Regions from separate parts of the Homo sapiens genome. Here region 1 is linked to region 2. A link is a loop called in an ENCODE intact Hi-C map of the cell type or tissue named here. Cell type or tissue: endothelial cell of umbilical vein. All regions are shown on one strand. Links, peaks and the distances in the headings refer to the core of each region. The heading gives the core; the rest is flanking DNA. Region 1 overlaps PTCHD1-AS (PTCHD1 and PHEX antisense RNA). Region 2 overlaps PTCHD1-AS (PTCHD1 and PHEX antisense RNA).

What was found. Hi-C counts contacts between places; a loop is a spot of excess contacts. Peaks named below come from ENCODE experiments on the same cell type or tissue, not always from the same donor. Only the 100,000 strongest peaks of a DNase experiment are listed, where the experiment ranks them.
Region 1: a loop joins it to region 2, with 3 times the contacts of the local background. A loop is called at or near these places in 2 of 110 quality-filtered maps.

The regions. Positions count from the first base shown.
Region 1 is chrX:22,313,031-22,315,951 of GRCh38, reverse strand. The region is part of intron 5 of PTCHD1-AS (PTCHD1 and PHEX antisense RNA); the gene reads left to right. Among named protein-coding and RNA genes, the nearest start is that of CBLL2, 42 kb to the right of the region's middle. In endothelial cell of umbilical vein, for the core only: no CTCF peak of the experiment used is centred there; DNase peaks (open chromatin) are centred at 1,511 and 2,031; H3K27ac peaks cover 2,232 bases.
Region 2 is chrX:22,388,169-22,391,089 of GRCh38, reverse strand. PTCHD1-AS (PTCHD1 and PHEX antisense RNA) reads left to right here. Exons shown (of 12, transcript NR_073010.2): 5 at 1,370-1,427. Among named protein-coding and RNA genes, the nearest start is that of CBLL2, 120 kb to the right of the region's middle. In endothelial cell of umbilical vein, for the core only: no CTCF peak of the experiment used is centred there; a DNase peak (open chromatin) is centred at 1,349; H3K27ac peaks cover 2,182 bases.

The sequences.
Region 1 (2,921 bases), core at 126-2,625, 75 kb after region 2:
AAATTCAGTGGTAATATTTTAAATTTTACAAGGATTTAAATATTTGACCATAAAGGAAATTTCATATTTTAAAATGTACTACTTTAAATTAAAATATATATCTGTGTTTAAAACCATTGAATAAGATTCCAGTAATGGATATATTTAAATTTAGTTGACAGTCAAAATATTGTTTACAACCCTGGATTATTTTCTTTTGAGCGCTGACCTATTAAATCATGCATTATAAATCCAAGTTGTTCAGGGATATTTTCATGGTAAGCAAGTGACCAAATAGTATCAATATAGCTGTTTGACTGAATCAGTTAAAAATCTACAAGTTTTAAGTGATTTTTAAGTGGTCCTCTTAGCTTCTATCTTTACCACCTTGTCAGAATGTATCCTTGGTCTCAAGGGGAACGCAGTTGCAACTGTGTGGATAGATCAGCACAAATTCTGCAATAGTACTGAGAAAATATCCTAACATTGATAATGAGTGTAAGGAAAACAGTTTAAATCTTGCTTTAAAATATCGTTTAAATGTCAGCGAAGTGTTTTTGCTCTGTGTGACTCATACAGGGTCTGTAAAAAAAACTGCTTCTGAATAACTCTATTATTGAGGTTATAAATTTTTGTGTTGGTAACCTCTTGCTAGAACTACCAAGAAAAGTATTACCCGTTAGTGAAGCTATATCCAGCTCTGCTTCTTCCACCCCAACAGGTAAATCAAGATGAAAGGGATTGAGGTGGGTGAGCTAAAAGAAATAAAGTCATTTATTCTTTTAGAAGAGAAAGAGAGAAGGGTGTGGGAAGGAATGAGAAAATTACTCTATCCATCTAAAACACCTTGTGTGAGATACTTTTCCTCCTCTTCTTATTTTTCTGCCTAGTAGAAAAATAAGCAAGAAAGAAGAAAGACAGAGGAGGAAGAAGGAGGGGGAGGAAAGGTGCGAGAGGGAGGGAGAAAGAAGAGGGAGGAGAGGTGGGAGGAGAGGGAGAGGGAGAAGTGGATGCAAGGAAAGGAAATGAGGAGGAGATGCTGTGTCATTCTCTCCCCTCCCCATCCCGCACAGGACTCCTCCTCTGGCAGCTGATGGAGGCAGAAACTGAGAGAGAAGCTGCAGTCTTGTTGTGAATGAAGAAGCTATGAGCACTTTAAATCAAAGCAAAGTCACAGAACAGTAAAGCCAGGATGAACTCAGGGAGTTCAGCACCAAGGCAAGCAGATGAGAAAAAGGAGCCAAAGGTTTCCTTCTCTAAAGATGTAAAAGTTAAGAGAGAGGAAGACCAGGCATTACCATAGTTATCAAATGGGGAACAAAGGGAGCCTTTTAACTTAGGCTGGTTTACCTTACAAGTTGCAAATTAAATAGCCTTTTTAAATGTTGTGTCTGTTGTATACCACAAGCTTAATAAAGAGACACACATTTGATAATTATCGTGTAACAAATATACAGTTATTCATCTTTGGAAGAAAATTTAGGTGGAAAATACTATCCAAGCTTCAGGAAAACTGTTGGCCCAGTCACACGGAAACATGACTAAGAGATTTGGCACTTAGTTGGCATTACAACAAATACTTGCTGAAAGAACCAATACAGAAATGAATGGATGCATGCACGGAGGCATAAATGAATGGATGCATGCAAGTAAGCTGGCTACAGAATCCTGAAAATTGCAGGAAAAGTATGTTACGATTGAAAAAGCAAACTCTGGAAAAGACGAAACCTAAGTTAGAAACTCACAGAAAAATGCCTCCTCCTCCTCCTCCTCCTCCTCCTCCTCCTCCTCCTCCCTCCTCTCCTCCTCCCTCCTCCTCCTCCTCTGGTGGTCAAGAGCATCACTGAGCTTTTAATGACAGAGTATATGCGTATTTACGTTAAGCTAAGCACATGGACTTGACAGCTTAATTTACAGTGTTTTCTTCTCACCACTTTGTGTCTTCAGAAATCTGCTCCACAAGAGCTAAATGCCCAAATGTAGGCATTGTGGCATTTCCCATGTTGAATGACAATGAACAACCTCTGTTGCATAGTATGACAGGCATTTCCTCCCAAGAAAGCTTTCCAGAATGTAAAACTTGCATCCATTTGTGTTGCCTGTGACTGACTGATTTGCCCTCCATTAAACACGCTTTGCAGTTAATCCTCTCAAAAGTGTGTTCATAAGCCAACTGAAGAGCTCTGTGCCTTAAGGGTTTTGGTCAATGACCATGTTTTAATGACCATCAGATTACCAGGAAGTGGAGTTCTTCTACCTACAATTTCCCTTCTGACAGGGACAGCTTTAAATATGCAGGCACTGAGAGATGGGCTAGGGAACCAAGCCAAAAGGGGAGAGTGTGAATTATCAGCAAATCAGAGCCTTGGAAACTAACTGGCAAGCCTGTTTCATTGGTAGAAATATCCCTTAGTAGAGACCATCTGTGTCACATTCCATGTTGAGTCTTTTACCAGTTCTTTTAGGTTAGAAAATATAGCAAAGCAGGAACTTACCACACGAAGCACATGTCCTCGGGCGTAATTTAATGGCTCAATATAAAAGTACTCAAAATATTGGATATGAATCAGGGGAACAAGTGAGGTTGGTCTTACCATACCCTTCCAACTTGACTTAGCACTTCCCTCACTACACATGTCCCCACCACTACGAAATATCTGGCCTCATCTTTATCTCCTATGGGGTTATTTTTATAATTTTTATATATAGTTTGTCAAACTATCAAAGATCTTGAGTCAGATAGATGACTTCCAAGTTTGAACCTAAAACCTTCCCTTTCTGGCAATGTAATCTTTGGAGAAATAACTTCAACCTCTCTGTGACTCAGTTTCTGCACCTGAAAAATGGAATAAGACTGGTACTTTTGTCACGGGGTGGTTGTGAGAAATGGGATAATTCATGTAAAATGTTTAGTAAGGTAGCATATAATACTCACTGAATGT
Region 2 (2,921 bases), core at 292-2,791:
CCTCAAGTGACGCCACTGTGTAGCTGAGGGTAAGAACTGCTAGTCTACACAAATGATTCAAACGATTACTAGGTAGTTCTGAGTTTTAAAAAGTTAAAAATCCCACAAATGTTTAATTAAAAAAATTAAAAGTCCCACAAAGCCATTAGACAATGGACAATTGTCTGGAAAGATTTCATAAAGCCAAACCCTGTGAGGATTTAAAGAAATAGGACAGACACGGTAATGTGGCAGGTTTAGCAATTACTGCATTCTCTGAGTAACTATCCGAGGCAGTATGTCATAGACCTGCTGGCTTCTGACGCAGTCTCTGCACCTCATACTAGCTGTAAGACTTTGGGCATTTTATTTATCATCTCAGTGTATCTATTTCCTCTTCTGTAAACTGGTGTTGATATTACCAAAGCCTATGTCATTTCATGAAGATTAAGGGTCAGAAAATATTTTCTGAAAAGGGCTTATAATTTTGGCTTTATAGGTCATACAGTCTCTCTGCAACTACTCAGCTCTGCCATTGCAGCACGAAGGCAGCCATAGACATTAGGTAAATGAACGGATGTGGCTGTGTTCCAATAAAACTTTATTTACATAAACAGGTAGTAGCCCAAATTTGGCCCACAGGATATAATTTGCCAATGCCTGTACTAATACATGCCTCGTGGCTGGCACAGTGGGTTGCTATATTTGTTGTCATTGTTATGAAGCCTAAAAAGTAGCCCATCTCCCTAAGATGTGTGCATTTACCCTTCTCTCTCAGCTCCACCCTTGGCCTCTTTCAAACGGACCAGCCTCCAGCACGTAGCACAAAGCTACAATAGCTGCAGGTCTTAGGACAGGAGAAAACATCAGGTTTCCCCCGTTCATGAATGTGCTCTCCCCTTCCAGTCAACACAGTCACGGAGCAAGGAGAAAAGAAAACCGGGGCCAGAGTGCAGGGCCAGAAGTACACATCTCCCAGTGGTGCATCACTTTATAGGAGCAAACACCACAGACACTAAAGCCATCAGGGAAAACTGTGAATTAAACCATGAGTGGTAAGGAGCTGCCAAAATCCCAGAGATGTAATAAATCATTACTGTCAACTGCTCAGCACGAGTAATAAAAAATCAATCCACTAAGCTAGAAATGAATTTGAAAATTGTGATTTAAACAATAGTAATGTGTGAGCAAAATAAACAGAGAAGCAGTTGTGCTATTTCATCTTTCAAATAAGGACAGAGGAGAGTGATACCAGGGGTTTGTTTTCTTTTACATCAACGGAGCAGTAATCAGTGAGGAATGGCTGTGTGAGTCAGCAGTTAGAAACAAAACTGAATGTGATGGTGTACTCTTTCCTGAGGATATTAAACCCATTATTTTTGTTTTGCAGGTCACATTTCAAAGGCCAGATCTTTCCCAGGGCTTAAGCTGTTCCTTGGATACTTTTGGTAAGTCATTTATCCACTAATCATTTAGTAATCGTCTCTGACATGCCAAACACCCTGCTCAGGGCTGGAAATGCAGAACCTGGGAAGCCACTGGCCTTGTCCTCAAGATCTCTCTCTGGCTCCCTTTGAATTTGCTAATTCAGACTTTCACATTTCCCCCAGGAAAAATCATAAGGACCAAATCATATCCGTTTTCTCAAATGGCTTCAAAGACCCATGTCATCGTTTGGCATCATGTAATTCTTTACTGATGTACTTTAAGAGTCACGTTTTATTCTCTTTATGCAGCTGTCAAGGACAGACACAAAGAGTGGGGGTGTCTTCCTCACTAAATACTTTCCCACAACACTCCAGAGTAGATTCATCATTTAAATAAACACTAACAGCTATCTGACCTGTTTTAAATGTATGGAAAGACTTGTGAGGAGAGGGAAAGAAAGGGACCGTAATAACTGGTAGGAATTTATCACAGTTCCTGTCTGCAAACACATACAAAAGTCAGGTAGGGAGAGCCAAATGCCTGGATGCTATTCAAGGTCTTACTCAGGAGCAAATCTGTGGTAGGCACAATAATGTACCCCTCCAAGGATGTCCATGTCTTAATCCCCTGAAGCTGTGAACATGTAACCTTACATTACAAAAGGGACTTCGCAAGTGTGATTAAGTTAAGCATCTTGAACTGGAAACATTACCCTGGATTATCTGCTTGGGCCAATGTAATCACAAGGGTCCTTATAAAGGAAAGAAGGAGGCAGAAGAGTCAGAGAGAGATTTGAAGATGCTATGCTGCTGGCTTTGATGACAGAGGAAGGAAGTCGTGGGGCAAGGAATGAAGGAGGCTTCTAGAAGTTAGAAAAGGCAAGGAAACAGATTCTCCTCAAAAGCCTCCAAAAAGGAACACAGCCCTATGGCCTCCAGAACTGGAAGATAATAAATAACATAAGACTATCATAATGGTTTGTTGGGGGTTTGAGAATATTTTATTGGCACAGCATGTTTTTCACATCAGATTATTTGTTGAACTAATGACTGGAAAACACAGGAAAATACAAAATAGTACATGGGGATCTACAGAAAATGTTCTCTAAGAGATAGGAACAATTTGATGTTTGTGGGTACATGTGTGCATGAATGAAACTATATTCTAGCCCATGAGATCTTCAAGACTCTTAGAAACACACTGACCAATAACTTTTAAATAAATTTATCTTGACAATCAAATGGCAAAATTTTTACAGAATATATTGTACAAATGTATAAGTACAGAATATATTGTATTTACGTATTCCTAATTTTAATATACAGTCCCTTTTATATATCCATTTAAAAGACCCTTATAGGTGATCAAATTAGTGTTCCAAAATAGGGATATTTTAGAATAAAATGTATTAGTTATGCTTAAGCAATCAAGGTCACAGTGGGGTGTGACCATAGAACAGAATTCCAGCTTTGATAATTCTGAGATCTCAGAATTTTAGTGGTATGTCTAATTCT